Linked DNA regions of Homo sapiens: all the other regions are linked to region 4. Evidence: chromatin loops called from intact Hi-C (ENCODE). Cell type or tissue: OCI-LY7. All regions are shown on one strand. Each heading gives the region's core, and the rest is flanking DNA. Links, peaks and the distances in the headings are about the cores only.

Evidence for each region. Peaks named below come from ENCODE experiments on the same cell type or tissue, not always from the same donor. Only the 100,000 strongest peaks of a DNase experiment are listed, where the experiment ranks them.
Region 1: it touches region 4 in a loop (6-fold over the local background); 7 of 110 quality-filtered maps call a loop at or near these places.
Region 2: a loop joins it to region 4, with 6 times the contacts of the local background. A loop is called at or near these places in 6 of 110 quality-filtered maps.
Region 3: it touches region 4 in a loop (5-fold over the local background); 23 of 110 quality-filtered maps call a loop at or near these places.
Region 5: a loop joins it to region 4, with 4 times the contacts of the local background. A loop is called at or near these places in 7 of 110 quality-filtered maps.
Region 6: it touches region 4 in a loop (3.0-fold over the local background); 5 of 110 quality-filtered maps call a loop at or near these places.

Annotation. Positions count from the first base shown.
Region 1 is chr10:119,366,644-119,371,853 of GRCh38, reverse strand. The region is part of intron 2 of GRK5 (G protein-coupled receptor kinase 5); the gene reads right to left. Among named protein-coding and RNA genes, the nearest start is that of MIR4681, 8.7 kb to the left of the region's middle. RefSeq lists an enhancer at 2,408-2,727. In OCI-LY7, for the core only: no CTCF peak of the experiment used is centred there; a DNase peak (open chromatin) is centred at 2,183; H3K4me3 peaks cover 1,619 bases; H3K27ac peaks cover 1,368 bases.
Region 2 is chr10:119,487,262-119,492,471 of GRCh38, reverse strand. No RefSeq gene overlaps it. Among named protein-coding and RNA genes, the nearest start is that of RGS10, 53 kb to the left of the region's middle. In OCI-LY7, for the core only: CTCF peaks have their summits at 2,335 and 2,542; DNase peaks (open chromatin) are centred at 2,571 and 2,811; H3K4me3 peaks cover 779 bases; H3K27ac peaks cover 390 bases.
Region 3 is chr10:119,414,894-119,420,103 of GRCh38, reverse strand. The region is part of intron 4 of GRK5 (G protein-coupled receptor kinase 5); the gene reads right to left. Among named protein-coding and RNA genes, the nearest start is that of MIR4681, 40 kb to the right of the region's middle. In OCI-LY7, for the core only: a CTCF peak has its summit at 3,047 (motif pointing right); a DNase peak (open chromatin) is centred at 3,023.
Region 4 is chr10:119,304,637-119,309,846 of GRCh38, reverse strand. The region is part of intron 1 of GRK5 (G protein-coupled receptor kinase 5); the gene reads right to left. Among named protein-coding and RNA genes, the nearest start is that of GRK5-AS1, 32 kb to the left of the region's middle. RefSeq lists enhancers at 3,191-3,290, 3,701-3,780. In OCI-LY7, for the core only: CTCF peaks have their summits at 2,788 and 2,994; DNase peaks (open chromatin) are centred at 2,066, 3,066, 3,556 and 3,906; H3K4me3 peaks cover 3,335 bases; H3K27ac peaks cover 3,247 bases.
Region 5 is chr10:119,083,435-119,088,644 of GRCh38, reverse strand. No RefSeq gene overlaps it. Among named protein-coding and RNA genes, the nearest start is that of EIF3A, 5.2 kb to the right of the region's middle. In OCI-LY7, for the core only: CTCF peaks have their summits at 2,983 and 3,186; DNase peaks (open chromatin) are centred at 944 and 3,134; H3K4me3 peaks cover 1,788 bases; H3K27ac peaks cover 3,032 bases.
Region 6 is chr10:119,500,044-119,505,253 of GRCh38, reverse strand. RGS10 (regulator of G protein signaling 10) reads left to right here. Exons shown (of 5, transcript NM_001005339.2): 5 at 4,995-5,210. The coding sequence ends at 5,141. Among named protein-coding and RNA genes, the nearest start is that of RGS10, 40 kb to the left of the region's middle. In OCI-LY7, for the core only: no CTCF peak of the experiment used is centred there; a DNase peak (open chromatin) is centred at 2,783; H3K4me3 peaks cover 1,180 bases; H3K27ac peaks cover 1,402 bases.

The DNA of each region.
Region 1 (5,210 bases), core at 389-4,388, 62 kb before region 4:
GCCTCAGCACACAGTAGGTGCCACAGAAACAGCAGCCACTGGACAGATCCTATCTCCTCTATCAGACTCAGGAAATGATGGGTTTTACTTCTCCGATGACTGAGAAAGGAGATAGGAGGTAGCTGGTGAAAAAGGAACCTTGACTCTCCATTAGCACCAAAGCAGGCAGGAGTTCCCCACTGTCACCGAGCCCTTCGGCCCTGAGCTCCGGGAGGGCAGGGCAGGGCAGGGCCATGCCAGCCTGCTTGCTCTTCCTTCAAGGCTCCTTCTCGGAAGCAGGCCACATGTGTCCCACCAGCACATGCCCGAGGTTCAAATCTCATAACCCAGTCAATTCCTTCAAGACTCATACCCCCAGCGGACTGAGAAACAGGAATGATATTGATAGTTAAGATAAATAAATGCTGTCACTGTTTTCATTCTTTTCGAGTGACATGAAATGGGAACATACTTTCTTAATTAAGAGCCTGCAGTATGTGGACTCTTGGAGGGCAACCAGAGTTTCCCAATAGGAGGTGGCGAGGACACAGGCAGTGAGGGCGGCCCAGCTTCCCTCGGATGGCCACGGGGCCCGAGCACAGCCAGGCCCTCCCACCGGGCTAGGGGAGAGTGGGCGGCCATCCCTGGGGACGGGGAGCGGGGAGAAGCTGCAGCCCGGGTGCGGGGAGGGCTGTCCACCCCACTGAAACCTGCTTGGGACTGTGTGCATTGTTGCCCCAGGCACTCCTAGAGCTCGGGCCAAGGAAAACACACGTTCAATTTCAGAAGTAAGAGCAAGGACGGAACGCGGCTTCCTGAGGAAATGGAAATGCTAACACTGGGGCTCTTGGAAATGAAACCACATGTTGATTGTAAAGGTTGTGAGGCTGGAGTGGGGCGGGGGGGTGGAAGGAGGGGGGTGTCCAAAGGGATGCCTGGAACCATCTCTCCACCAACTGAAGGTTTATTTTATTTTATTTAACTTCATTTTCCCAAAATACCAGGTTACGGGGGGCTGTGGCAGAGAAGGGGGTCCCTGATAGATCCTAATGCAATTTAGGAAATGGACATGGGGAGAGAGGATCAGACAGAGGCTGCCAGCCCTCTACTCTGCCGTATTTCAGGTTTGAAACAATAAACAGAGAAGTGATTCGAAAACAGCTTTCTCTTAAAAATTCCTGCCAAAGCTGGAAAAAACAATCGGGCGTTTGCTCCGAGGAAAAAGCTCTCTGACGTTTGAAAGGCGAGATGGCATCACGGATAACAGCAGAGCTTCCCAGCCCGCCCCTTGGAAGGCGCAGGAGAGGAAAAAGGAAACATTTGGTATGTGGTTAGCAACAGCTGAGTGGCCTTCTATTACTTCAAGAAAGATGTTTTTGTGTGAATAAAAAATGACATATGGTGTGTCACACAAACACACCCAAACCAAGCCCTGCCATCTTCCTGTGCCATTCGTCCCTCTCGTTCTGGGCTCTAGTTTTACGGAATGTCTTGTGCTTGTCACATGTTTCTGTGGGATCGAAATTATTAAGCCCAAGTCTCACAAAGTTTGGTGGCACTTGGAGAAGCCACATGTGAAACCACTGAATCGCAGGGTGTCTGGGCCTGGGCTGCCAGGCAGGGGAAGTGTGGCGGGGACAGTGGGGAGGAAAGAAGGCTCTAGGCTGTGGGTCTGTGGAAGGAAGAAAAGGGTGGGTGGAAGGGTGCTTGTGCGGGCCCCTGCCTCTCTGATGAGGGTCCAGGTCTCTGGCTTGAACCCATCAGATGCAGTCAGGGAGGTATCCAGGAGTCTGGGGAAGGGCTGGGGGCTGAGATGGACAGGACATGGACTATACCATCACCATGAGCAGTAATGGAGCTGCCAGAGTCCGGCAGTGACCTCTATCACCAAGGACAAAAAAGGCAAACAATTTAGATATCTCCTTGCAGTGGGAATGGGCAAAGAACTGGCTGGGTAAACGGAGGGTCAGGGGTGGGGGTGGACTGAGGGAACGGCAGGACCACTTGGCAGGTAGATCCTGATGCTGGACAGGCAGTCGCTGGAAGGGGCCTGGCATATCGGAAAGAAGGTCCAAAGCACTGTGCTCTGAGCCCTCTCCTCTGCCCGGAAGCCCGGCAGGCTGACTGCAACCTCCACTTTTGTGCTAGCCTGGGGACACCAAAGAGGCGTCCGCAGAAAAGGCACCTGGCGCATCAGCAGTGCTGGTGCTTTAAGAGCCGGGGCAAAAAGGAAACACACCCATGCGTGACCTGTGGTTGTTTCTATTTTTCCATATTTTTGAGTTTTTACAAATGAGGGGAAAACAGCTCTCCTAAAAGCACAGCTGCAAAATCACTGAGATCAGGAAGAGCCTGGAAAGCAAAGAACTGTGACTGCCAGACAGCTCTCCTTTCCGTGCGGGGCCTGGGGAATGCGCAGCTGCTCAGAAGAACTTCGGGTTTGTTTTACCCTGCGTGGCCTGTGGCGGGACCTTCCAGTGAGCCGGGACGGGGCACCTGGGACAGCCTTGGTCAGTGATGACCACTGTTTGTGTCTTGAACACCCAGGGCCTTTCCTCACCTGTGCTCCGCCTAAAAGCACCTGGGACACCATCCACTTAGAAGGACATTCTTTCTACAACCTTTTTTCTCCTTGTAAAGAAATTTCATCCAGATACATGCAGTTTTAGAAAGTGAAACTCCTAGGCCACACCCAGACCGACTGCATCAAATCTCCAGGGCGTCAGTATTTTCTTAAAAAGCTCCCTAGGTGATTCCAACACTGCATTAACTGTAAGGTCCAGTTCACCATTTTATCCCCACCACCTGGATCAGTGCCCGGCCCAGGCAGGAGCACAGGTGTTTATCTAAAATGAATGAATGATTGAACAAACCAACAAACAGATCACTGTGACAGGGAGGCCACACGCTTCCAAACTGGGGAGTATATATCTCCAGCCCACGTTCTCCTGATGCTCTGCCAGAAGTGAAGGCCTCCCTGAACCAAGTAGATGATGAGGGCTGTGCCTAAGGTGGCTTCTGTCCAAGGCAACGAAAGGGTCAGCATGGCTCCCTGGGCTCAGGTCCCTGGGCGGAGGCAAGGCTGGGCCAGGCTGCCTGCTGCTCAGAGCTGCAGCACAGTAAGCCCAGAGCCCCCAGAAGTGAGGCGGTCTGAGCCCAGGGGCCCTGCCTGGCATGCCCCTTTCGAGAAAGCACATCGGTGCATGGGACTGGGGCTAGGAGATTGGGCTTTGTGTCCAGCTCCACGTCTGACCCTGCATGACCTCTGACCCATCATTCTTCTCTCTGGACCTTGGTTTCCCCTTTTACAAAATAGGGCTGATGAACAAGGGGGGCTTAAATGCCTCCCATTTCGGTAGCTTCACAGTGGGGCTGTGAGCCTGGTGGGAATGGAGACATCACAGGGCATGGGGCCTTTCTCCAGCGTCAGAGCCCCAAGGAGGGTTCACCACTGCTGGGGATCTTTAAACCCACCCAGCTGCCATCCCCCGCCCCCAGCACCACCCCGCACCTGCGACGTGGCAATACGGCTGGAGCAACACAAGCATGAGTTTAAAGGCAGCATTTCGCAGAGGCCTGGGGCTCTGAGGGGCGCCAAGGAGCCCTGGCTTTCATTTCAGGAAATCTGGGAGTCTTTACTTCCGCTCAGTGCCTCAGTCTCTCCCAAGTGCATTTCAGGTTGACTTCACATGGCAATGCCCAGCCCATCCTTCCTGCACGCTGCCCTGGCCTGCCAGGGAGGACTGGGGGCCCATCTTGCCTTCCAGGGCCCGGGGTCTGGCTTCCCCTGGAGCTATGAGCTAATCAAGCAAAAGCCACGGAGGGCCGGGCCAGGAAACGGCTGGGCAAGCCAGGGACCAAGGCAAATAGCAGCTTCCAGGCAGACCTGGCTCTTCCTGCCCTGGCCCTGCCGAGGCGCCTGGCTTCTTCCTGGGCCACTGGCCGGGGTCTAGCGAGGATCACGGCTGTGCTGGCCAAAAGCAGCTGGAGAAATGAATGCCTCGGAAGGTGGAGGCAACTGATGGTCTCCTGAAAGTCCTGATGTCTCAGGGTCCCAAGACCCCCAGCCACCCTTAATCCTCCCAACATGATCCCCATCAAGGGCTCAGCCAGCCCTGGCGTGTGCACTCACAGGGACAGGAAGCACTTCACCTGCAGAGCATCCAATACTCTTTATCAACACCATGCTGTGAGGCCATTCCCATTTTGAGACCAAGCCTGTCTTTCTGTTATACTGCCCTTTGGCTGTCATTCTTGGGATGTAGAGGACAAATGTTTGAAAGCAATTATTCTGTGCTCTTAGAGTCTTAGATACAGCTCCGATTCTCCCAGCCAACCATGTGACCACACCCCAACCCTGTCTGCCCAAGAACAGGGCGCAGTGGGTTTAACTCGCTGGGACCCAATCTGGGTCTTTGGTGATTAAATGTCAAATGACATCAACTCTTGCCAAGCCTCCTTCCATCTTTGCTCAGCTTGGCCCCAGACTCAAGAAGGGCTAGGCTTCGTGTCCTGAAGGAGGAAGAGATGGGTGTTTCACAGGCACACGAGCTCACCAATGCCCACACTCCAGATGAGAGATGGGGGAGAGGCACATTGCTTCAGCAGAATCTAACACAGGGAAGGCTAGAGCTTAGCAGAATTCTAGCTCGTGGTGTCGGGATTTTCGACACGGATCTTTAGAGTTTGGTAGAGCTGGTTTTCAGAAAGACATGAGCTTTGGTTCAGACACTGGCCTTTCCACTTTGCCACCTGATGTATTATAATAACAATAATGGAAACAATAGCAACTGACATGAATGAGGTGCTTCCTGCGTACCAGGCACAATGCTAGGCACACTACATGCATGTCTCATGCAATCCTCACAACAGCCTTCCAGAACAGGTGCTATCATCAGCCCACATTTTAGATGCCTAAAATCGAGACACTGAGAAGGAAATGGCACAAGGTCACAGGCTAGCAAGAGGCAGAGCTGGGATGTGAACTCAGCTCTTGCTGACAGCAGAACAATTATTCTGCATCTTTTAACTTTTAAGGGATCCATGGCAGCAGCAGACAAAGACTCGGGACCCTGAGAGGTGGATGACATCACATCAGTGGCACCATCTGGCAACCTCTAGGGGTCCACGGTGGGGAGGAGGCACCCCTGTCACCTAGATGTACCAATGACCTATTGGTCAATCAATTTCCTCAGGTCCAGGGGTGCTCCAGCCTCCAGGATAGAAAGACA
Region 2 (5,210 bases), core at 789-4,788, 180 kb before region 4:
GTCAATGCTTCTTTAAAAAGCCTAGTTTGTGTTTGCAACCAGTTTTGTTTTTTGTTTTTTGTTTTTCCTTTAGTGATATATCATGAGCATCTTTCCATGCCAATAAACATAATTATATACAATCCAAAAAAAAAGGCCTGTTTTGAGATTATCTAGGAAAGATAAATGTTTCCCTTGTGCTAATTCCAGCACCGTTTATATGCTGCTTTGCAACACAGGCAAACTGTTTTCTTCTTCTTTAAGCATTTAAACTCTGTTTTTTAAACTGTTATGGCATACAGATCGCAAAGAGTAACAGATGTCTGCCTGATAGACTTGTTTCCCAGGAAAAGAATCTGCTGCTTCTTGGTCTCCAGAGGAAGGATGACTTTGCAAGTATGTGGCTTTTGGTCTCCTTCTGCCCCTCTCACCCCCATAAGAATGGGGGAAGAAATAGAGCACCGCAGACTGCCTCATAAATATCTGTGTCTACAGATCCTGGCTGATTGCAGAGGCAGAGGCGAGACTCTGATCTCCCAGGAGGCTGTCCCTGTGCCTCCCAAAGGGAATATTTCTCTCTTTTTTCCTAAAGGAGCGAGGTCACTCATCATGACCTGAAAACATGAAAATGTGGGTCCACCTTTACTAAATTTGCAGGTTTCCCCAGAACCTTAGCACTAAAAGAACCTCTGTCAACTATCATCATCATTATTATTATTTTTGAGATGGAGTCATGCTCTGTCACCCAGACTGGAGGGCAGCAGTGCACTCTTCGCTCACTGCAACCTCTGCTTCTGGGTTCAAGCAATTCTCCTGCCTCAGCCTCCCGAGTAGCTGGGATTACAGGTGTGCGCCACCACGCCCGGCCAATTTTTGTAGCATTCGAAGAGATGGCGTTTCACCATGTTGGCCAGGCTGGTCTCAAACTCCTGACTTCAAGTGATCCACCCACCTCAGCCTCCCAAAGTGCTGGGATTACAGACACGAGCCACTGCGCCTAGCCTCATTATTTGTTTATTATTATTATTTTACTATTGGTTAGCATGAGAATTGTGGTTATGTTCATGTCATGAAGTTCAACTGCCTAAATTCTATCCCAGCTCCGTCGCTTATTAGCCCTGTGAGCTTGCGTAAGCCATCATGGATCTTTTCAAGCCCAAGTTTTCTCAATTATTAGATGGGATAATATTGGTCCCTATGCCTTAGTCTGTTTCATCTGCTATAACAAAATACCTGGGTAACTCAAAAACAACAGATATTTATTGCTCACAGTTCTGGAGGCTGGGAAGCCCAAGATTAAAGACACTGACAGATGAGGTGTTTGGTGAGAGCCTGTTTCTCATCCATGGTGCCTTTTATGTCCTCACATGCTGGGCACATGCTCAGCTGGAAAGGGCAAGCAAGTTCCCTAGGGTCTCTGAGCACTGATTCCCATTCATTCAGGTGCCGACCCAGAGCCTTCATGACCTAATCACCCGCGAAAGGCCCTGCCTCTTTTTTTTTTTGAGATGGAGTCTCGCTCTGTCACCCAAGCTGGAGTGCAGTGGCATGATATGGGCTCACTGCAACCTCTGCCTCCTGGGTTCAAGCGATTCTCCTGCCTCAGCCTCCTGAGTAGCTGGGATTACAGGCATGCGCCACCACGCCTGGCTAATTTTTGTATTTTTGGTAGAGAGGAGGTTTTGCCATGTTGGCCAGGGTGGTCTCGAACTCCTGACCTCAAGTGATCCGCCCGCCTTGGCCTCCCAAAGTGCTGGGATTACAGGTGTGAGCCACTGTGCCCCAGCCGGCCCTGCCTCTTGATATCATCACACTGGGGACTCGGTTTCAACATGTGAATTTGGGGCGGGGGTCGGGGGCGGCACAAACATTCAGACGCTAGCACTATATAAAATCCAATGAGATAATACATGCAATGTGCGCAGCACAGTGCCTTGCGCACAGCGGCTTAATAAACCTTGGTGATTATTATGAGGCCACCAAACCAGGGATAGGTCGTGTGGTCTGCCTAAGGTGCGCAGGGAAGGGTAGCAGATCCCGGCCGGGTCTGACTCCTGGATCCTTGCCTGGGACTCTTTCACTGTCCCCCCAGTCCCCCGCACACACATGCACACGATGTTACCCCGCGTTCGAGTCGTGATCGACGGGCAGCCAGCTGGACCTGAATGTCATTCAAATGATTGCAGGCTCGAAACCAGGGGTGGGGGGGCTCTCAGGAGAGGATTTGGGCCCAGAAGGGGACATGCAGGGGGAAGCCAGAGAAGTGAGAGGGAGATCTGAGTGGTGGGTGCCCCAGCAGCGTAATATGGCTCCATTTCCAACCTGGAACCAGGTTGTTGCCTCTCCAGACATTTTGTGTCCGAAGGAAGGGGAAGGGAATTCAGTAGACATTCTTTGGAGGAGCCTCTTGGACTTCGGTGACTTTTTCTTGACAAGAACCATGGTCTCCTAGGGCAGAGCTGCCCACATGCTTTTCTGGGAGGTCCCGGGCTCCCCAGGCTCCTTGGAGTAGAAGGAAGTCTGGGGACCCCCGAGAGCCTGCCTGAAATTCCTGGCTTGAGCTCACGGGGGAGCTGGTGAGCTGTGGAGGGAGGCAGCTCCCGGGGTTCTTGCGGGTCCCTGCAGCACGGGAGGACCCTCCAAGGCCCTGGGCACCCATCCTGGTCAGACCGTCCCCTCCCACCAACTTTTCTCCTTGTCTCTCCCAGAAGGGTGCCCTGGGGAGACCCTCTCCCCAGAGGCTGGGACTGGGCAGGAAGGTGGGGCAGCTGCTCCCATCCTTTCTGCCCCGCACAGTTCAGGCAGTTCATCTTCGGGCAGGAAGATGAGGTTTCGAGGTACTTCCTGGGCTTGCGCTGACGTTTTTGACTACCGTCCCCGCCCCCACCCCGCCCCACTCTCTAGTTTGGCCTCTGCTGGCTCCAAAACCCTCTCAAATATCCCACGAGGGTCATTAGTGGGAGACCTTTGTTCAGTTCATTCATTTTTTAAATCAATGCTATATATTTTTTTAATGCTCGGAAACAGTGTTTTGATGTGAGTTTATTACTTGAAGAACTGCAGGACTTTGTACAACAAACTGCCTGATACTAAAGTTATATTAACAAAGAGATCAAGAAATGACTGGCTGTGTGCACAGAGGCTTAAAGGTTTAGTGTGGCTGAGATACTAAACGTCTCTCTTTCCCACCACTTTATTTTATTTTTATTTTTGAGACAGAGTCTTGCTCTGTCACCCAGGCTGGAGTGCAGTGGCATGATCTTGGCTCACTGCGACCTCCATCTCCTGGGTTCTCATGCCTCAGCCTCCCAAGTAGCTGGGATTATAGGCGCATGCCACCATGCCTGGCTAATTTTTGTATTTTTAGTACAGATGGGGTTTCATCTTGTTGGCTAGGCTGGTCTCAAACTCCTGACCTCAGGTGATCCACCCGACTCAGCCTCCCAAAGTGATGGGATTACAGGTGTGAAGCACTGCACCCAGCCTCCCATCACTTTATTTTAAAAGTGTATTTCCAAATCCTCGTCTTCTACCTCGGGGTGGTCGTTCCAAAATGTTTTATTTCTGAAGCTTCCCAGATAAGCAGCTACAATTTCACTCTTTCCTCCCCAGCTCACTGGGATGCATTTTTTCTTCTTCTTTTTTTTTTTTTTTTTTTTTTTGGTGGAAGGAATTTTTTTTAAAAAAACTAAGACGTACCTAATTTCAGTAAAGAGTAAAGTACACAAATCTTAAGTGGAGAGCTCTATGGATGTCTCCATTTGTCTACACACTCATAACTACCACCGCATTCGGCTATGGAATATTTCTAGCATCTGGGGTGCAGAGTTTTTTTTGTTGTTGTTTTTTGTTTTTTTTGAGACAGAGTCTCACTCTGTCGCCCAGACTAGAGTGCAATGGCCCGATCTCGGCTCACTGCAACCTCTGCCTCCCAAGTTCAAGTGATTCTCCTGCCTCAGCCTCCCAAGTAACTCCTGACCTCAAGTGATCTGCCGCCTCGGCCTCCCAAAGGGCTGGGATTAGAGGCATGAGCTGCTGCACCCAGCCTGGGATGCAGTGTTTTTTTGTTTGTTTGTTTTTGTTTTTTGAGATAGAGTCTCACTGTCACCCAGGTTGAAGTGCAATGGTGTGATCTTGGCTCACTGCAACCTCTGCCTCCCAGCTTCAAGCGATTCTCCTGCCTCAGCCTCCTGAGTAGCTGGGACTACAGGCACATGCCACCACGCCCAGCTAATTTTTGTATTTTTAGTAGAGGCGGGGTTTCACCATGTTGGCCAGGCTGGTCTTGAACTCCTAACCTCGGGTGATCCACCCACCTCAGCCTCCCAAAGTGTTGGGATTACAGGCGTGAGCCGCTGTGCCTGGCAGTTTTTAAGGAACACTGTGTTTGTCTATTTGGGCTGCGGTAACAAAATACCTTAGACTGAATGGCTTAGAAGCAACAGACATTTCTCACAGTCTGGAAGCTGGGAAGTCCATGACCAGGGTGCTGGCAGATTCAGGGTCTGGCAAGGACCAGCTTCCTTCACAGATGGACGTCTTCTCCCTGTGTCCTCACATGGTAGAAGGGGTGAGGCAGCTTTCTGGGGCCTCTTTGATAAGGGCACGAATTTCACTGGCGAAGTCTCCAGCCTCATGACCTCCCAAAGGCCCTACCTCTTAATACTTTTGCTTTGGCTTTTAGTTTCAACATGAATTTGGGGGTGAGGACACAAACATTCTGATCATAGCAAGCATCTCCTTGAGAAGTCCACCCAGGTGGAACATTCGACGTGAGCCAGGAGCTGTGGTGATGCTGGGGATGGGGTATCGAGGGTCCTGGGCCTCTCACTGTGCTGTCATCCTGACGCCCAGCTCTGGTGTCTCAGTTCTCAGCAGATGGATAATCCACACACTCTGTCCTCAACTCCTCGTCCAGCCATGTGGAGTGAGAAGAAGGTGGCCCCTCCTCCTCCATGCATGAGCTTTTTGAGGTTGTATTCTGATTTTTCCCATTAGGGAGATTGGCTACTTCACAAAACCTTCAGCAGCCAAGGTGCCATTTTGCCTATGTCCGATTCTGTGGCAGAGTTGGGAGGAGTTTCAGTGGAGTTGTCCATATTTTTATATTCCTGCCTATTCAGTGCAAATCATTTTGCTCAGTTTACCACTAACCCATCACTTTTAACAAACTTTGTATTAGGACAATTTCAAAATATTCCGAAAAGTAAAAACACAACCATAACAAAAAC
Region 3 (5,210 bases), core at 771-4,770, 110 kb before region 4:
TCTCAGGGTCACTCAGCCAGTAAGTGCCTGAGAGGGGATTTGAACCTAGGTTGGGTGTCTAATGAGTGAGATCTGGCTGGAGGGAGTGGGCTGTCTGGGCCACCTGTGCCCCACTCTCACCTTATCCCCTCAGGACCCATAAGGTCTGACCCTAGCCCCCGGTACTCTGCAGAGCTCAGCATGAGGACCAGGGTGCTGTTTGGTCCCATAGCAGAGGCAAGTGATGCAGCTCGAGACAATGAGCCCCACGGCTCAGAGAAGGGAGGGGTCATTGTGAGCTGGGGTCATCTGGGAAAGGCTTTATAGAAGACGGAATAAGGGGCAAAGCAGAATTTGACCCTCCTACCTGCAGGCAGGGACAGCCAACTGAACTCCCTTCTCAGCAGATGGGAGAAGGGGATTGTCCAGGGTCTAGAGGTGACCCAACTGTGTACATGAAGTCACACCACTCTCATACTTTGGATTGGCTGGCAGGGGAGCTCTGCCCAAGGGCAAAGCCCTAACAAGGGAGTTAATGAGTGGGTAATAATGTCTGGCTTTATAACCACTGGCTCGACTTGAAGAGATTAAACAATTCCAACCCAACCCCCTTTCAAGTGCCTCCAGGGAGTGACACCTTTGCCAGTAAGATGGGAATAAGAAGCTGCTGGCCATTGCGTCTGAAACTAAAGCCCAAACCTGCCAGAAGGGTAAGAAGCGAGTAGTTGTAGTCGGACATTTATTATTTGCATCAATGGAACCAGAGGATGTCTGGTCCTTCCCTGGAAGTCACTTACAAAGAGAGACTCTTTAAGAAGGCCCTCCGCTGGCTGCGTGTCAGATCGGATACACCGTGTAAGAAACAAGGCACCCAGAAGCTCAGAGGGCTCTGGGGTTCTGAGTAACCTCAGCTCAGCACCGGGATCCATCCACTGGGTCTTTCAAGGCAGGAGAATTCCATGCAGTTTCAGATGCCTGGCTGGTGGGCGGTGGGCTGGAGAAGGGAGAGGGGGGAACCCTACAGGCCGGGTGGGTTCTGGAGAGAAATGTTACCCTCACTCCACTGAGGACTCAGGAGTGTCAGGAGAGCTATGGCTGGGCAGCACTCTAGCTCTTCCTGCAGGGATGTCCCTCTGGGATGGAGCTGATGGTCAGGGGTGCCACGCTTCCCCCATCAAAGATGCCCCTTGAATGTCTAACCATACAGAAATCCAAGCGTGAGGGCCTCAAGGCCTGTAGATACCTGCAGAGGTGAAGGCAGCCAGGTTGGAAGGGGTCTTGGTGGTGCTCGTTGGTAAAATTGCCCCAGGGGTCCGGGACCCCCTCAGGTCACCAGGTGGTCTCCTTAAACAGCTCTAGCTGCAGACCTCGACTTTAACACAACAGTGAATTTGGGCACCAAGGTTCCTTTGAAAGGATCAAGTTAACTGGAAGGAGCAGGGGAGTTTCTCTGCTTGAAGTCCCCGCCATGAATGCCTGCCCCTTGTGGCCTTGCACAGCTGAAGCTACACAGTGGTCAGCCTCAGCCTGGCCCTGCCAGAGTCCACTCTGATGACAGTCAGGGTGACACCCAGCTATCCCTGAGCAGGGCTCTGTAATCATCTCTCTGGGACAGCTGAAGACACCAAGATACGCCCTGGGGACACAGCTGTGTAGCCTGGGGTGCTGGCAGGAGACATCTCTCCCCTCTGGCTGGATGAGAAAGGCCTTGCCTGCCATGAGGAACTGCGGGCTGTGAGAACCCCTCTGGCAATCACTCCCCAGCGCTGAGCTCCCCACCCACTTCTTTGGTGAAGGACTCTCCCCTTCTGGTCCCCCCTGAAGCTGGGGAGGGACAGAGGTAACCTTGAAGCTGGGGGCACTCTGCCTGCTCTGTGAGCTGGTTCTTCTGTATAAAAGCCCCCTTCACCTGGAGGTAAAAGAACCTGCCCTGCCTCTCTCTTGGGATGGGAAATTGACCTTGAATCCTGCACTGGAGGAACCTGGGGCCGCACTGGGCCAGGGGAGCCAAGGCTGCCTGCTATTCCAGCGGGCAGATCGGACAGAGCTCGTGCTGGTTTGGAACTCCCCTCGGGACCCCCGATGACTCACTCCTTCTTACCACCTCTTCCCTATGGCCCAGACTCGCTCTCTGCTCTATGCCACTGGTTCTGGGGATCCGGGCAGTTCCTGATATCTGTGATGACCAGAATGTACCTCTTCAGGTAGCAAGAGATGAAACTTGCCTGGGATGTTTTTCTGGGCACCACAGGGCACGGAGAAAAGCTCTTCCCATCACTTGGAACATAAGTAGGGCAGACCCCCCACCGAAACGGATGAAGTACGCCTAGGGTGACTTCGCACCTTCACTCCTCTCTAAGCCTCTCCCCTCCTTTTTGTCCTCATCTCATGCATCCTCTGCTGCTGTGACCCTAAACCGTATCATGCCGCGTAGGTCGCCTCTCTCATCTTCTGTTCCATCAGAGCAGAAACCTCTGGGATATTCAGGCATGGTGTGGATGATGTATTGCTGACCACTAACGATTCAATGCACGGGAGGCCTTGGAATTTTCAATGATGAGACTGTTGGGGTGGCAGTGTGGTTGGAGAGAAGAACTAGGGGCCTGTCCTGAAGCTGCATTTGTACAGCAATGGGTTTAGAGTGAATGGGGTGACTTGCTGGCTAATCCCTTGCCCCCAGCACCCCTTGGTACAGCAAATGCTCATTGCCGCACCCCTCCCAGGTCAACTGCCGCTTCACAGGCGCCATCTGTGCTTAACCTGAAGCAGGAATGATCTGGAGTATTTCAGACACTGAGGCAGGCTGGGGAGGAGGGGTGCTGAGGAGGAAGGCAGGGGCCAGGCCTGGGCATGAAGCCACCCCAGTGGGCACCACACTCAGCACTGAATCCGGGAAGCACGTGTGGATCACCCACCACACCCGAGGCTGATGCTCAGACACCCACCCTCAGTGGCATTACAGAGGTAGGGACCCAAGCACAAGGGCAGGCGACAGCCCAACCCCAGTTCTGCCTCCACGCATTCAGCCAAGGCCCATGAAGCAGGCCGTCCACAAGGTGGTGCCATTGCTTCCCTATGCTCCTTCACCCCAACGGCCTGCCAGCCTTCTGGTCCCCAAAGACTTGGGAGGCCAGGTGGGCACACCTGGAATAATTACCAACTGACTATAATCTCAGACCAGAGGAGTACGGCCTCTGCAACAACAACTGAGGGGAAAAAGGGGATCAATTCAGCCAGGTGCGGTGGCTCACGCCTGTAATCCTAGCACTTCGGCAGGCCGAGGTGTGTGGATCACTTGAGGTCAGGAGTTCGAGTCCAGCCTGGCCAACATGGTGAAACCCCATCTCTACTAAAAATACAAAAGTTAGCTGGGCATGGTGGCATGCGCCTGTAGTCCCAGCTACTCAGGAGGCTGAGGCACGAGAATCGCTTGAACCCAGGAGGCGGAGGTTGCAGTGAGCCGAGATCACTGAGCCACTGCACTCCAACCTGGGCAACAGAGTGAGAAGCAGTCTCAAATTAAAAAAAAAAAAAAGAGAGAGAGAGAGCGATCAATTCGAGAGGGAGCCCTAGAGAGGTCATACAGGCCTGGACCTTGAAGGAGAGAGAAGCTGGACTGCAGGGCCAGCGCCTGGAGGACAGAGTCAGCACTGAACAGAAAGGGAGATGCTGTTCGGAGTCAGAGGGACTAGTGAAGATCATGGGAAATAAGCAGGAACGGCTGGCAGGAATGCTGCCGTAGCTTGAGGCTGACCCCCTCCTGGGGCAGCTATCAGTGGCTGAGTTATCAGCCCCGAGGATGGCGTCGCCAAGGCGGCTGCACCTGCTCTCCCGGCACTGCTCCCTGCCTCTGCACCATGAATGACTGACGTGAGGAAGGGACATCATTTCCTGCATCAGTGCGAAACTCCAGATGTTTGAGGCTCTGGTTCCCAAAGCATCTCCCTGTATTAACATCCCTTGTTTCAAGTGTCAGGGTGGAGATGGAATCAGTTGTACTTGGCTGGTGCCCTTGGAGGCACCCAGGGATGAAGCGGGACTGAAAGACCATGAAATCAACTCAGAGCTACACCCAGAGGCCTCCCCAGAGCCACCGATAATCCTTTGCCCCGCGTCACCCTGGGAACTGTCCAGAAACACAGGCCTGATACTCGTTCAGAGATTCAGGAGTGAGACGGCGGAGGAGGTGGAGATCAGAGGACCCTCCAGGAAAGACCCCTCAGGGCTCAGCCCTTCAACCCACTCATGGCACAGATGGGGAAACTGAGAGAAGGGGTCCCCTGCAAGTCACTTGCTGGCCCATGGCGGGGCCAGGATTGGCACCTCTGACTGGGAGGCATGGATCTGAGTGGTATAAGCCCTTAACCAGGTATCCTGAGCCAGCCCTCTAGGAAGGACATGGCTTTGGCCTCCTTGGCCCCAGTCAAAACCAGCTGGCCCCCATTTCACAGCTGGGAACACTCACATCTAGCAATCTCAGCCGTGGCGTCTCTGCCACCCACTGCCTCCTCTCCATCCCCAGCTGACTACCCTGGTTTGGAGAATTCTCTTCTCTTGTTTGGACTATTGAGGAGGCTCCTCACAGGTCTCTGCTACTCTTTGCTCTTTCATTTGACACAATGGTCCCCAAAGGAGTTTTTCTGCACCACACAGCATCAGCGGCCCCCAATGCCTATAGGACCAAGTCTAGTGGCTTCTTAGACCTGGCCCCCAACACCCTGCCCGACCTGCTTCCCCTTTTCTTCCCCTGCTCTCCAGTGCTCTGGCCCCACACTGGCTGTTTCCTGGGCGAGCTCCAGCTTTCTGGCTACTGGACCTTTGCTTGGTCCCTTCGTTCCTTCCCACCCCTTCATGGCATGTCCAAACCCCACCCAGTTCTTTAGGACCTGCTTCTGACATAACCACATCTAAGATGATCCTCCCAGCAGGCAGGACCGTTCTTCCAGCCTCACCTCCTGGAGAAGGCTGCTACGATCATTCTCATCATCACTGCCATCACTGCCATTTCTTTTTTCTTTTTCTTTTTTTTTTTTTTTTTTTTTTGAGACAGAGTCTCACTCTGTCACCCAGGCTGGAGTGCAGTGGCACAATCTTGGCTCACTGCAAGCTCCACCTCCCAGGTTCAAGTTATTCTCATGCCTCAGCCTTCTGAGTAGCTGGGATTACAGGCACGCCCCACAACACCTGACTAATTTTTGTATTTTTAGTAGAGACGGTGTTTCACCATGTTG
Region 4 (5,210 bases), core at 600-4,599:
TTCTTAACTCCCAGTCCACAAGGATGATGCTGGCTCAAGGGACAGGCAAGAGCTGGGTCCTAAGAACGTTCCCCCAAAGTCTGAAGCCACAGAAGCAAAAACCAGCACAGCACAGAGGCACCTGTAGAGAGGATTCCAACACAGAGATGAGGGTTCACATCTGGTCTCTGTCCATAGCTCTGTGACCCTGGGCAAGCTGCTTACCCTCTCTGAGCTTCAGATTGTTCAAGCGTAAAATGGGGAAACACCACCCTCTTAAGAAGGCTGCTAGGGCCAAAGTGAGATTGTGGTTAGCACTCAGTAAATGTGAGCTGTCGCCATTACTCTGCCCTGACTCTTGATCTCACATAGGGTCACAGGACCTGGGGGTTGAAAGGACCCTTCCTTGTCCTTGATTCAACCTCCCTCAACACTCCCATTGGACCCTGCATTCCCAGCATGCTTCCCTCCCACCAAGGCCTTACTGAGCTCGGCTCTGCCTCCCCCAGAGTTCTTCCATCCACTGTGCAGACTCATATCGAGGACCTACTTGGTGCTTGGCACGTGGCCCCTGCCCTACAAGAGCTCACAGGCTCGTGGGCGGCACTGACCCATGCCAGGTGACAATACTAGAGGAAGAGGGGCTGAGGGGGCACAGGGGAGGCACAATCAACCCTGCCTGTGGAATCAGGGAAGGCTTCCTGAAGGAGGTGACCCTTGGGCTGAACCCTCTCTTCTTAGAGACCACACGGTCCCTCACGCACCAGCCCTGCAGGGATGTGGCAAGAACTCCGAAGGTGGCCCCAGTTTCCATCTAGGCTCAAGAGCCCGGGCCCTGGGCACCAGCCCTCCCAGCCTCAGCACCAGCCTCCTCACTGGAGGGAGCTCCCAGACAGGCCCTGGGAAGATCTGCCTCCCTCAGGGAAGAGTCCTTTCCCTTCAGCTCCGTCTGGGAAGTGGGGAGAAAAGGGCCGGCAGGCCATCCTGCCAGCATTCCCCCAAATCCATACAGGGCTCCCCTGCCTCAGAACTGGACCTGCCCAGGATCTCAGGCTAACACTAAGATCCTCCTCCTGGCCCCCTGGAACCAGGAAGCAGCTGGCCTGGGGGTCAGGAGCGAGGGCAGGCCTGAGCATGGCAGCCACAGTGCCTGTGCAGCCATTGTCTCTAATCCTCAGAACGAGGCGTAAGAAAGCTCCCCCACCGCGTGGCACAGGAGAAGCCATTGAAGCTACGAAGACGCGGGCTGACCGGCCCAACGTCACCGGGAAGAAAAACACACGCCTCCTAACTTTGTCATCCCGACTGTGTTCACCTTTCCCTTCAAGCACTTGGGGCCAAGGGAAGCTCCATGGAGTGGGCTGCTCCTGGGGAGGAGTCAGGGGACCCAGAGAGGATTCTGAGGGGGCACACGCCTGGCCCATACGTCACAGATGACCCTACAGATGACTGTACCGAAGCAGCAGCGAGAGCCCTTGCCACACGCAGAGTTCTTCCCAGTCACTTCTACCATGAGCACACAATTTCGGCAGGGCTGCAGCATGACACCCATTTTGTAGATCAGGAAGCTGAGGCCGGGGCAGGGTGAGGCGTGCCTGGGGTGCGCAATCAGTGATGGGGGCCTGACCCTGATCCAGATCTGAACAGGAGCTGCTGTGGGCACAGCTCTAGTGCCCAAAGATAAACCCGGGCACTTATGTTCCTGCAAGGACCTGGGGAGCAGCCTTAGACCCAGCTCTGACCCTGCAGGTTCGGCCTACAAAGGCGCACTGGGCATACAGTGCAGACCCGCCATGGGTGCCCACTCCCAGGGGACCAAGGACGATGCCTGGAGAGGTGGGTGCTCAGATGGAGCCTCATAGAGGCAGGGTATAGGCTGGGGCCCCAGGTTCCCCATGACCCTTTCCCTCTGTCCTCTCCCCACCTCATTCCTGTGACACAACAGAGCAAGCTGGGGCAAGGCAGTGGGGCTTTAAAAGGCTTCCTAGAAAATGCTTCTTGAATTGTGAAATGGCCAAGGAGGGCTCTGTTGGCAAGATGAGGTTGTTACCCCTCAGAATTCAAAATCCAGTGTGTATGCAGAAAGGAGGGCTCGCCACCAGGAGACCAGAGTAGAGCATGGCTGCATGAGTTTCCTCTTGCTTCAGTAACAAGTTATTAACGGCACAAATGGAGTGCTATAGACACAAATGTATTATCCTACAGTTCTAGAAGTCAGAAGTCTGGAATCAGATTCACCGGGCTAAATCCAGGTGTCGGCAGGGCAGTGTGCCTTCTGGAGACTCCAGGGGAGAATCTACAGGCCACCTCTATTCCTTGGCTCAATTCATGGCCCTTCCTCCACCTTCAAAACCAGCAGTCGCTGGTCAGGTCTTTCTCAAGCTGCATCACTCTGAACTCCTTTTCACAGGCACAGTCCACTCTCCCTCTAATCAGGCCCACCTGATATCCCTGGATAACCTCTCCATCTCAACAGCCTTAACTTAATCACATCTGAAAAGGCCCTTTTATCAGGTAGGTAACATATTCACAAGTTGCAGGGATTCGGATACGACATCTTTAGGGGACCATGATTCAGCCTTAATCATGCAGTGATTAAGACTGCATGCTCCAGGGCCAGACTGCCTGGGTTTAAACCCAGGTATGTAATTTACTAGCTGTGTGACTCCAGGAAATTTACTCAACCTCTCTGTGCTTCAACTGGCTCCTCTGTAACCACATAGATATAGGCATCAATGAGCTGATGCACGTAAAGCATTTAGCATAGTTAAGAAAGTTCAGTGAATAAGGGCTGCAATTATCCCCTACTCTCCACCTAACTCAGAATGAATGACATCAGAGCTGAGAGGAACCTTGCTGATCACCCACGCCTGCTCCTCACTGACGGCTGGAGACACAGAGGCCCAGGGAGAAAAAGTGAGCCATCAAGGTCACACAGCATTTTTTTAGGCAACCCCCAGTACCCTATAACCATACCTAGTACAGACGAGCCCAAAGAAGCATCCCCCATGTCTCCCCAGTGCCCTGCACCCAGTAGACGCTAGAGGACACTGCACCCAGTGAGTCACCTGGAGGGAGAAGAGGGGAAGTGCTCCCCAGCAGAATGTCTGCAGGAAACACCTGCAGGTGCAGCGGCCCCGGCCAGATCCTCACACCCCACCCACCAGGCTCAGGGGCTCAGGCAGACGTGACACCTCTTTCCCCAGGAGAAGTCAGCAGAACAAATCTTGACTAGGGACACCAAAATCCATATTCGGGGCCAAGAGAAGGTGCTCTGCCCCGCAAGTGTCAGCCAGGACCCCGGCTTCCTTCCCTCGCTGTGTGATCTCAGTGTGGGTTTGGACACATCCCCACTCTGGGCTTCCATTTCACATCAGAAAACAGGACCTGGAATGGCTCAGTGGCTCTCAATCTGCAATCATGATCCAGGAGCCCCTGACCAAGTTTCAGAAAATCCTAGAAGAAGCGCACATGCGCCCCAAGCTGAAGCACACAGGAAGCTTGCTCATCCAGGCACTGAAGTTTATCGGTGTGTGCAGTTCAGGCTGAACAGACTCACACAGAGGTGTCTGCAATCAACAAAACGGGGGAAACAGTGACTCACCTCACACAGATGGCCTGTTAGCGGGCAAATTTCTCCACAAAAGGCGACAAGAATCACCACGGGTCCTTGGCAGAGCCTCAACTAGACTCTGCTGTTTCCAACCAGAGAGGACTGACTCATCCAAAAGGCTCCCCCCTCCCCCAAATCCAGCCCAGGCGGGCACTGCCCCAGTGGTTCAACTCCCTCACCATCACACAGTCCTCCAGCTGACACCCAGGACTCCCAGGGAGGCCTTCCAAGGGCTCAACACGGAGCCTTTCCATGGTCTCAGGGGTGGCTGAGAGCAGAGATACCGGAAGTACAGTGGTCAGGCCGTCACCTGCTTCCTCACTGGGAGTTATTTTCTGCCTCAGGGCCTTTGCATATGTCATTTCCTCTGCTAGATACACATTTCCAGAATCACTTTTTTGCAATGAAACATTTCAAGCTTACAGAATGGGAACAAAATTTCTTTAAACCTGCATACCCACAGGTTTTGTCAAAATAATTCCTCCATCCACTCTCCTGTTGAGAGACACGTAGGTTAGGTCTTCCAGGTTTTTACCTCTCAAATGACGTTGCTCTGGGCACTTACACGTGTCTCCCGGGGAGTGGCACTTTATTGCTGCCCCTACTTCACCCGGCCAAGTCCTCAGGTCTTAGGGTCTTGTCCTTCCCTGATCATCCCCAATCAATCAATCCAAGTCATACCCACACAGCTCTCTCCCACCACTCCTCAGTCAGTGTCTGGCTTTGAAAAAGCAGCTATCAAAATTTGTCAGCAAATTTTCACTTATGCCTTTATGGGGCTTCCACCCAAGAGGACAGAGACCACGTCCATTTTGCTCATCAGTGCCTAGGACATGTGCCTGGCACACAGCAGACCTCTGACATGTCTGTGAACGAGTGAATGCTTGAATAAGTGAGTGAGCAGAGGTGTCACCCCAGAAGCAGGTCATGTTGAGCCCATCTTCCCCCAGGTCTCTGAGACACACCTGACATGTCCTCTGCCGGCCCCTTGTTCTGTCAGCGAAGAGAGGAAAGGCAAGGGAGGGGACCACGGGTTCCCACAGCCTTGGAGGACCACGGGACTCTGGAGCTCAGAGCCCAGGGAGGTGGAAGGTCAGAGGCTCTAGGTCAAGTCCTCGCTGCCAACCACAAGGTGAAGCTCAGGAGACCTCATCTGGGCTTTCCTGCAGCTCCCCACAGCCAGACACCCAAGATTTTTCAGAAACAGGTGTCAGCAAAAGAAAAACTGCAGGGAGAGATGGAAAGAAGAGAAGGGAGGGGGTGGGAGAGGAGAGAGGGAAGGGAGAGATGAAAGAAAAACAGGTAGGGAAGAAGGAAGGGAAGAAAAGGAGGAAGAAAAGAGCAAGGGAGGGAGGGACAGAAGGAGGGAGTTGCCCAAACACCTCTCATTAAGCGAACAACTGCCTTTCTGCAAATGCCCTGCTGGTCCGCATCTGCGTGCACAGGGCAAGCATCTCTGGGTGGGGACTGCATGGGGTCGGTTCTCATGCCCTACCCCTAGACAGAGACAGGCACAGAGCCAGCCCTTGGTGGATGGCTGGTGAGCAGGCAGCGTGGTGCACTGGCGACAGTGTTGGGTGCTGGTTATAGACTCCCTAAATCGGGACTCAGGGGCCTG
Region 5 (5,210 bases), core at 689-4,688, 220 kb after region 4:
ATTTCTTTATTGAGATGAAGTCTTGCTCTGTTGCCCAGGTTGGAGGGCAGTGGCGTAATCTTGGCTCACTGCAACCTCTGCCTCCTGGGTTCAAGCGATTCTCCTGCCTCAGCCTCCCAAGTGGCTGGGATTACAGGCATACACCACCACGCTCGGCTAATTTTTGTATTTTTAGTAGAGACAAGGTTTTGCCATGTTGGCCGGGCTGGTCTCAAACTCCTGACTTCAGGTGATCTTCCTACCTCGGCCTCCCAAAGTGCTAGGATTACAGGCATGAGCCACTGTGCCCAGCCCTAGAGATTCTTTCTTTTCTTTTTTTCTGAGACGGAGTCTTGCTCTGTCGCCAGGCTGGAGTGCAATGGCGCAACCTGGGCTTACTGCAAACTCCGCCTCCTGGGTTCAAGCGATTTTCCTTTCTCAGCCTCTGGAGCAGCTGGGATTACAGGCATGCGCCACCACGCCCAGCTAATTTTTGTATTTTTAGTAGAGACAGGGTTTCGCCATGTTGCCCAGGCTGGTCTCGAACTCCTGACCTCATGTGATCCGCCCACCTCAGCCTCCCAAAGTGCTGGGATTACAGGCATGAGCCACCGCGCCCGGACCTAGAGATGATTCCTAAAGCTATAAGCTAGAACCAACTAATGAGCATAGTTAGAGAAAGGATGAGGTCCAGGGGCTGAGCCCTGGGATATTTCAACCTCAGAGGTCACAGAGATGAGACAGCAGCAAAGAGTAGTTAGCAAAGCAAGGAGAACATCAGGAAAGGCTGAGTGGTGGCCAAGTGAAGGAAGTATTTCAAGGACATGAAGGGGTCACCCCTGCATGTGAGAGATGGAATCAAATGCATTGGTGTATAGGGGTTGGCTTGAGATAGGAGCCCCAGACTACAGAGTGGGAGGAGGGAGAGAAGGCAGAGCATCTGAGCACAGCTGCAGGTGTGAGTTGGGGGAGAGATGGCACGGTGCCAAAGTTCTCTTCTAGCTGCCCCACTGTTTTCAGTGCTATGGGAAAGCAGGACCTGGCTGAGAGTAAAGTAGAGCAAGGAGCATTAGAGGATTGGAGAGAGAGGAAAAAGTATGAAACAATCATCTGGGAGAATGGGATAGGGCCGAGAGAAGTTTAATAGGATGGCTGGGCAGCAACAACGTGCTTGTTGAGGCCTGTGGTCTTGAATTTAAGGTGAGACCTGTCAACGTGCTTATACATTCTTCTGTGGCCACATTAGGCTGCAGGCAAGGTGTAGGTGGAGGGTTGGATTTGACCAGGGTTGGGATTTGCTGAGTAGAATAAAAGGAGAAGTGAGGAAGAAAAGAACAAAACTGTAGAATCTGAGTGGGAAAAGGGGGAAATAGAGGCCATGGGAAATGAGGGGTAGTGAAAAGGAAGCAGAATTGATAAAGGGATTGTAGGTCCTGGTAAACAGAAGGGTCATTAGAGTTGGAGCACAATAGAGTTAACAATAGGAGGTGGTGGCTGAAAAGTGAATCTTGAAATTGAGATTTTGAGAACTAAGATTTTTTTTTTTTTTTTAGATTGAGTTTCGTTCTTGTCGCCCAGTCTGGGCAGTGGTGCGATCTTGGCTCACTGCAACCTCCACCTCCCGGGTTCAGGCGATTCTCCTGCCTCAGCCTCCTGAGTAGCCGGGACTACAGGTGCCTGCCACCATGCCTAGCTAATTTTTTTCTATTTTTAGTAGAGACGAGGTTTTGCCATGTTGGGCAGGCTGGTCTTGAATTCCTGACCTCATGTGATCTGCCTGCCTTGGCCTCCCAAAGTGCTGGGATTACAGGCGTGAGCCACCTCGCCCCGCCAGGAACTAAGATCTTTATTATTTTATTTTATTTTTGTTGAGATGGAGTCTTGCTCTGCCATCCAGGCTGGACTGCAGTGGTGTAACCTTGGCTCACTGCAACCTCTGCTTCCCAGGTTCAAGCAATTCTTCTGCTTCAGCCTCCGGGGTAGCTGGGAATTACAGGCATGTGCCACCATGCCCAGCAAATCTTTGTATTTTTAGTAGAGATGGGGTTTCACCATGTTGTTTGCATTTTTATTTTTGAGACAGTCTCGCTCTGTTGCCCAGGCTGGAGTGCAGTGGTGCGATCTTGGCTCACTGCAACCTCTGCCTCTCGGGTTCAAGCAATTCTCCTGCCTCAGCCTCTGGAGTAGCTGGGATTACAGGTGTGCACCCCACCATGCCTGGTTAATTTTTGTATTTTTAGTGGAGATGGGGTTTCACCATGTTGGCCAGGCTGGTCTCGAACTCCTGATTTCAAGTGATCCACCCGCCTTGGCCTCCCAAAGTGCTGGGATTACAGGTATGAGCCACTGTGCTCATACACAGTGGTATTTAGGTCTGCAAACTATGGCCTGTGGGCCAAATTTGGTCTACTGCCTGTTGTTTTTCAGCCTTGAGCTAAGAATAATCTTTGCATTTTAAAATATATGGCTGGGGGCGGTGGCTCACGCCTATAATCCCAGCACTTTGGGAGGCCAAGGCGGGTGGATTACCTGAGGTCAGAAGTTCAAGGCCAGCCTGACCAACATGGTGAAACCCCCATCTCTACTAAAAATACAAAAATTAGCTGGGCGTGGGGTGCATGCCTGTAGTCCTACCTACTCGGAAGGCTGAGGCAGGAGAATCAATTGAACCCAAGAGGCAGGGTTGGCAGTGAGCCAAGATCGTGCCACTGCACTCCAGCCTGGGCAACAGAGCAAGACTCTGTCTCAAAAAAAAAAAAAAAGATACACGCACACACACACACACACACACACACACACACACAGAGAGAGAGAGAGAGAGAGAGAGAGAGACTATTATCCCTTCAGCAAGCACAGTTGCTCAAAAAGTTGAAGACATTGCCTCTTGGCTCACAAAATCTAAAATATGTACCATCTGGCCTTTCACAGAAAAAGTTTGCTGACCTCTGGTCTAGACTCTAGGGTATGACCATGTGTGTGAGTGGCTGAGGTAAGGCAGAGGATCCAACTGTGAAGGTCAGGTCACAGGTGGTCACTGATGCCACCTCCAGGAGTCAGTGGCTCAAGGAAGGAATACAGCTGCCTGTGAGGGTTGCAGGGGTAGCAGAGTGCTCAAGAATGGGCGATGATGGAGTTAACGGTTGCATGAGCCAAGAGCACAAACAAAGGGGCAGTTCAGTCACCCCCTGGCTGTCAGGAAAAGCTTTGCAGAGGAAGCCTTTGAGCTGAGGCTTGAAGTACTGGCAGCAGATAGTGGGGTGAAGGTGGGTGGGATGGGGAGGAGGAAAGGGGTATTTAGGTATAGGAAAGCCAGTATCTTTTTTTTTTTTTTTTTTTTTTTGGAGACAGAGTCTTGCTCTGTCGCCAGGCTGGAGTGCAGTGGTGCAATGTCAACTCAGTGCAACCTCCGTCTCCCGGGTTCAAGTGATTCTCCTGCCTCAGCCTCCCAAGTGGCTGGTACTACAGGCGCCTGCCACCACCCCGGCTAATTTTTCTATTTTTTTAGTAGAGACAAGGTTACCATGTTGGCCAGGTTGGTCTCGAACTCCTGACCTCAGGTGATCCACCGCCTTGCCCTCTCAAAGTGTTAGGATTACAGGCGTGAGCCGCCACGCCCGGCTTACTGTGCCTGGTACATGAAATGCACTTGATAATGGTTTGTTGAAGGAATGTATTACTGTGAACCTTAGTTAACCTCTTTGAAATTCATTATGCTCATGGGGTACAAATACCTTCATTACGCAAACTTGTAAATAAAACTAGAAATGTGAAAACACTTTGTAAATTGTAAAACATGCTACGTGTTTTAAAGCTGTATGATACTATGTTGCAAATATGTATAATGTACTACCTCCCTTGTGCTCCTAACAATTGTCTTTCTGGGAATCATGTTTACTCCACTCAAGTCAGAAAAAAACCCTAAAACATCATATTAATGATCCAGTCATATGTAATACAAAAGTAAGTTGATTAGTTAGAAAAAACCCTGAGCCTGATTACTTCCTCTTACCATTTCCCAAAGTGGTTTCTATCATCTTCAGGTTGCCTGTTTTCTACTAAGTAAGCATTAATCGACAACAAATAATTACCCTTTTCTCCTGGCCCAGATTAAATCCTATCTTGTCGCTCGTTATGTATTCATTTATTTTCACCAGTAAATCATTAACTCCTGGAAAGCAGGCATCTTGATCTTTTTATCTTCCGCATCCAATGGCTGTTAGCTGGTACTGAATATTTGTTGGTAGATTTTTTTTAAAAATTTATTTTTATTTTTATTTTTTTGAGACAGCGTCTCACTCCGTGGCCCAGGCTGGAGTGCAGTGGCTCCATCTCGGCTCACTGCAACCTCCACCTCCTGGGTTCAAGCAATTCTCCTGCCTCAGCCTCCTGAGTAGCTGGGACTACAGGTGAGCACCACCACGCCCGGCTAGTTTTTTTTTTTTTGGTTTTTCATTTTTGCATTTTTAGTAGAGACAAAGTTTCACCAGGTTGACCAGGCTGGTCTCGAATTCCAGAACTCAGGCAATCCACCTGCCTTGGCCTCCCAAAGTGCTGGGATTACAGGCGGGAGCCACTGCGCCTGGCCACCTTCGTTGAATAGGTAAATTTATCCTGGAAATTGATGTTACACCTTTATTCATTCCCAAAATGCCACTAGACCGTACATAATTTTATTTAAATACACATATATGATCATTTGTTATATTACTAAATGCTTTATATACTTTAAATAATTTGAAAGGCAAAAGGATCAATATGTAGGGATATTGGATTTCATTTTATCTCCCAAGTTTCTTTCTTTCTTTTTTTTTTTATACAGAGTCTCGCTCTGTCGCCCAGGCTGCAGTGCAGTGGTGTGGTATCGGCTCACTGCAACCTCCACCTCTCGGGTTCAAGTGATTCTCCTGCCTCAGCCTCCCAAGTAGCTGGGACTACAGGGGCCTGCCACCACAATCGGCTAATTTTTGTATTTTCAGTAGAGACAGGGTTTCACCATATTGGCCAGGCTGGTCTCAAACTCCTGACCTTGTGATCCGCCTGCCTTGGCCTCCCAAAGTGCTGGGGTTACAGGCGTGAGCCACTGCGCCCCACCTATCTCCCAAGTTTCTAGTGTTTGTGTTGTTGTAGGCATACCAAATAATGAGTAATAACGAATGAGGCCATTTTACTATTTTTTTTTTTTTGAGATGGAGTCTCGCTCTGTTGCCCAGGCTGGAGTGCAGTGGCACAAT
Region 6 (5,210 bases), core at 368-4,367, 200 kb before region 4:
GTGGCCTCAGCTCTGTTCCCGTGTCTTCCACTCACCTGCGGCCTCCTGCTTAGCCCAGATAGCTCCATTTTCTTCTTTCTCTGCCTTGTGGACCCTTAAGGAGTCTGACCGTGTTGTTCAGGTGCCCATCACAGTCCAAACCTGGTGAGGTCATGTCTCCCCCTCAGGGATCCCTGCTTGTTGGAACTGTCTGGGACCCCTAGGCCCATCTCATTTTCTGTGTTTGAGCCGGGGTGAGGTGAAATCAACAAGCCAACTGGATGAGCCTCCTTGGACTGTCATAAGCAATGACCCCAAGTCAAGTGGCTTCAAACAGCAGAAACGTATTCGCTCAGCAGAAACGGATTGAAAATATGACATCAAGGTGTTGGCAGGGCCCTGTTCTCCACAAGACTCTGGTGGGTGGTGGCGAGAGGGTGTGGGGGGTGCTTACTTGCCCCTTCAGCTTACAGACTGCTGGTGGCTGCCGGCACTCCTTAGCGCTCCTTGGCACGTGGCTGCATCACCGATGTCTCCCTCTGCCTTCACACGCCTTCTTCCCTCAGTGTGTCCCCTCCTCTTCTGATAAGGACACCCAGTCCCTGGATTTAGGGCCTACCCTAAATGCAGTATGATTTTATTTTGAGACCCTTATGCAACCCTCTTTTCAAATGAGGTCCATTCTGAGATTCGAGGTGAATGTAAGTTTGGGGGAACACCATTCACCCCACTACTGACCTTTGGGGACATATTGTTTCTCACTTAGACACATGGATACACTCTTAAAGAATGTATTTGGAGCCGGGCGTGGTGGCTCATGCCTGTAATCCCGGCACTTTGGGAGGCCTAGGAGGGTGGATCACCTGAGGTCAGGAGTTTGAGACCAGCCTGGTCAATGTGGTGAAACCCCGTCTCTACTTAGCTGGGTGTGGTGGCGCACACCTGTAATCACAGCTACTCAGGAGGCAGAAGCAGGAGAATCGCTTGAACCCAGGAGGCGGAGTTTGCAGTGAGCCAAGATCGTGCCACTGCACTCCAGCCTGGGTGACAGAGTGGGACTCCATCTCAAAAAAGCAAACAACAACAACAAAAAAGAACGTATTTGGGATCATTGTTTTTAGATAGGGTGTGTTTTTAAAATTTAGTATCAGTCATTTAACATTCACGGGCAGTTTTCCATGTTACTCTCTTTGCAGCCCTCGTTTTTATTGTCCTGCCATGCGAGTGGCAGATGGCCTCATGGTTGGGAGTGGGGGCTGCAGAGCCTGCCAGGGCTGGCCTTCCGCCCTTCTCTTTTGCTCACTGTTATGGGCTGAACTGTGCTCCCCTCCCTAATCCATATGTTGAAGTCCTAATCCCCAGAATGTGACTTTATTTGGAGATAGGGCTTTAAAGGGGTAATTAACATTAAACAAGGACATTGAGGTGAGCTCTAACCCAATCTGACTAGTGTCCTTGTGAGAAGAGGAGGTAAGGACACACGTGCACCGGGGAGACCCTGTGAAGACGCAGGGAGAAGGTGTGGTCTACGAGCCGAGGACAGCGGCCTCAGGAGAAACCAACCCTGATGGCACCTTGACTTGGACTTCTAGCCTCCAGAACTGTGAGGAACCCCTAAGCCCCTCGTTTCTTCCTCTGTCAAATGGGGGTCTTCAGAGCGCTGGAGGGAGAACTGAATGAAAGAATGCCCACACGCTGCCCAGCGCAGGGCTGGAGGGCACTGCAGCCGCGTTGGTACTAGCCGGGTTCATTTCCCCAGCCTCTGCTGCTGCACAGCGCACGATTTCTCTTCAGCCACTGGTAAACACTTACTGGGCCCCAGTCACAGCTCTTTTCCCTGTGATAGATGAGGCTCTGGCCAGTAGCTGGGCACACGATCTCTGGCCACTTTCTTGGAAGAAAGTTTTAGGTGCATTCTCTTTTTTTTTTTTTTTTGAGACAGGGTCTGGCTCTATCACCCAGGATGGAGTGCAGTGGCGTGATCTTAGCTCACTGCAGCCTCAACCTCCGCGGGCTTAGGTGATCCTCCCACCTCAGCCTCCTTAGTAGCTGGGACTACAGGTGGGTGCCACCAAGCCCTGCTAATTTTTATATTTTTAGTAGAGACAGGATTTTGCTATCCGCCCGCCTCAGCCTCCCAAAGTGCTGGAGTTTCAGGCATGAGCCACCGCACCCGGCCTTAGTTGCATTCTCCATCCTCTAAGTCACCTTTGCTGAGCCCCGTCCCAGGAGCACCCTGTTGCTGTGTGCTCCTGAGCCAGGCCCAGGGGGTCGTTGGCCGGTGGCAGTCAGAAGTCTGCCCGTGCACCCCATGTAAAGCAATCAGGCTTCCCACAGCCCAGGCGCACGAGGGCTTTGGGGGCGACATCCTCTCCTTTCTCCAGCCTGTCTGGGTCCAACAGCCACAGCTGCCTCCCAGTCACTGCAGCAGCACGGGAGATGGGCAAGGGCTCTCAGAGGAGGAAACCTCTGCCTGAGGGACTTCTGCACTCGTGGGGCATTTCACACCTGCCCCAGTAGGGAGTGGCCCTTATGCTCTTAATAAATAGTTCGCAGCCCCCTCCCCTCAGGCTTGCTGGCAGCCTTGGGATCTCGGGATCTCGGGGTCGAGTCCTGCCAGCCCGGTGCAGCCCCTGAGCTTCCTCCCAGCCGAAGCAGCCTCCTTCCCTCCCCCTCCTCCTCTGCCCTGGGTGCCCCCAGCACCGGCCTTTTTTCTTCTCTACTTTGAAGTCTGAGCCTCAGAGCCACTACAGGCAAACAGGATGTTCCTCTCCCACATGCAGACTTCACACGAGACGCTTGGGTCGCACCGCATCCTGCTTAGAGTGGTGGGTCCCATCTGCGTGGACCTGGGGTGGGAGTGGGTACAGGACTGAGGCTGGGTGCCAGGTGGGACCTTCGTGCAACTGGTTTCATTAGTCACATTTGAGCGTTCATTGCAGACTTTGAACTAGGTGAGCCTCTGAAAGTTTCCCCTTGGGGACTCTTGTGCCTGGAAGGGCTGAATAAGGCAGATGGTGACGCTTGCTTAGCACGTCGGTGGGAGGCCATGAAGGAGTAATGGCGTTTCTCATCCCCCACCTCAGCCCTGGCTATGATTTTTGTATTTTCTGGGATTAAAAAAAAGTTTGTTTTTTTTTTCTGTAAACCTCAGCAAATTACAATCACACCTGGAATTACAGGATGGCTACAAGATAGATGACTGCTCTAGTGTGGCACAGGACAGGGGCTTAAGGAGGCAGGGTCTTGCTGAGCAGCTGGAGGACTCGGGCAAGACTAGAAGGGCACCAGGGGATGGGCAGGCGCTAGTTTAACAGTTTAAAGAAAACCTAAAGTCCCAGGTCTTTCTCTGGGTTGTGGACTCTGTTTATAGCACAGTGACTCAGGCAGTTCTGCTGTGGTTGAAGCCATCTTGGGAAGATGAAGGTGTAAAATTTGAGGGTTCCAGTTCCCTCCTGAAGCACCTCCCATCCTCCAAGCAGATGTTCTGAGTCCTTTGAGTCCCTCAGATGTTTGTTTTATTTTTAATTTTTATTTTATTTCTTTTTTTTTGAGACAGAGTCTCACTCTGTTGCCCAGGCTGGAGTGCAGTGGTGTGATCTCAGCTCACTGCAGCCTTTGCCTCCTGGGTTCAAGTGATTCTTTGGCCTCAGCCTCCTGAATAGCTGGGACTACAGGTGTGTGCCACCACGCTCGGCTAATTTTTGTATTTTTAGTAGAGACGGGGTTTCACCATATTGGCCAGGCTGGTCTTGAACTCCTGACCTCAAGTGATCCACCTGCCTCCACCTCCCAAAGTGCTGGGATTACAGGTGTGAGCCACCGCCCCCAGCACCCTCAGATGTTTAATTTACAAAATAGTGTATGTGTGTTGGGAGAGGGCAGCCTTAAAAGATGTCAGGGTTTTACCATCCACTTGACAACCCCGCCTGGCAGTCAGTGACATTCTAGACATCTCTGGAACTTTCCACTTGGTTGTTCCGTGTACCAGGGTGAACCATGTGGATTTTTAGTTGCAGAGTGTACTGCGAGTTAAGTGGAAAGGTCTGAGAGAGAGAGAAATGAGGGGTGGGAAAGAGATCATAGCCCTTGACAGCTGGAAAAGGCTTTGTGCTTCTCTTTCTCTGCCCCTTTCCTGGGGCAAGGGAGGAGGGCAGATGGCACAGGATTGGGTAGCAGTGGGGGAGAATGAATGCTGGTCACAAGGACTGTGGCCCAGAAAAGAGGTTCAGTGGCGGCCAGAGGAAGCTACTGTGCCTGGGGACAGCCCTCTGAGCACCTGCCATGCCGGCGGGGGCAGCCGTCTAATCTGGGGCACTTCAGCTCTGTCGGGTGTCCTCTTCGCTCACCTGACATACCTTAGAGTTGTTTCATTCTAGGGATGTGCTCCCCAGCCTGTCTGATGGCACAGATGTTGGCATTCTGCAGCTGGCTGCTCTATTCTTTATTTGGGACCTGTTCCCTTGCTAAGATTATAGTTTTGCTGCCCTGCCCTGCAGTGAGCACGCCTCATTTTGACTCCTGGTACAATAATAGGTTTGTTTGAGATCTCGGATGCCAGACTTACTGGGAGTCTTAACAATGCTGGCATCATATGATATGTCAGTGATCTTTTTAACACCACTGTCTCTACAGAAATGGTTTCTATTCGGCTGTCTCAAGCTCTTGGAGAAATACATCCTTGTCTTATCTAGGCAAATAAAGTGGAGAGTCTTGAAGGACTTCTTGGTACAAGGGTCTGAATCAGTGCTGTGTGAATCTATATTTCCGTGGAAAATAAAGGCATATTTGTTCATGTGACTGTCTATATATTCCATTGAGATTATTGCATAATGACCAAAAATCTCCAGGAAATCTGCCTTGTCTAGCAGATGACTTATTTGAGCTTTCTTAGTGTGTTCTTTGCACATGTTAGTATTCTTTGGCACATGGTAGGTATTAATACATATCTGATGGGATGATTTATGGCCTGGATTAGCCTCAGCCTTCAGACTCTTTTTTCTTTTCCTCCTTAGATCTTTAATCTCATGAAGTACGACAGCTACAGCCGCTTCTTAAAGTCTGACTTGTTTTTAAAACACAAGCGAACCGAGGAAGAGGAAGAAGATTTGCCTGATGCTCAAACTGCAGCTAAAAGAGCTTCCAGAATTTATAACACATGAGCCCCCAAAAAGCCGGGACTGGCAGCTTTAAGAAGCAAAGGAATTTCCTCTCAGGACCGTGCCGGGTTT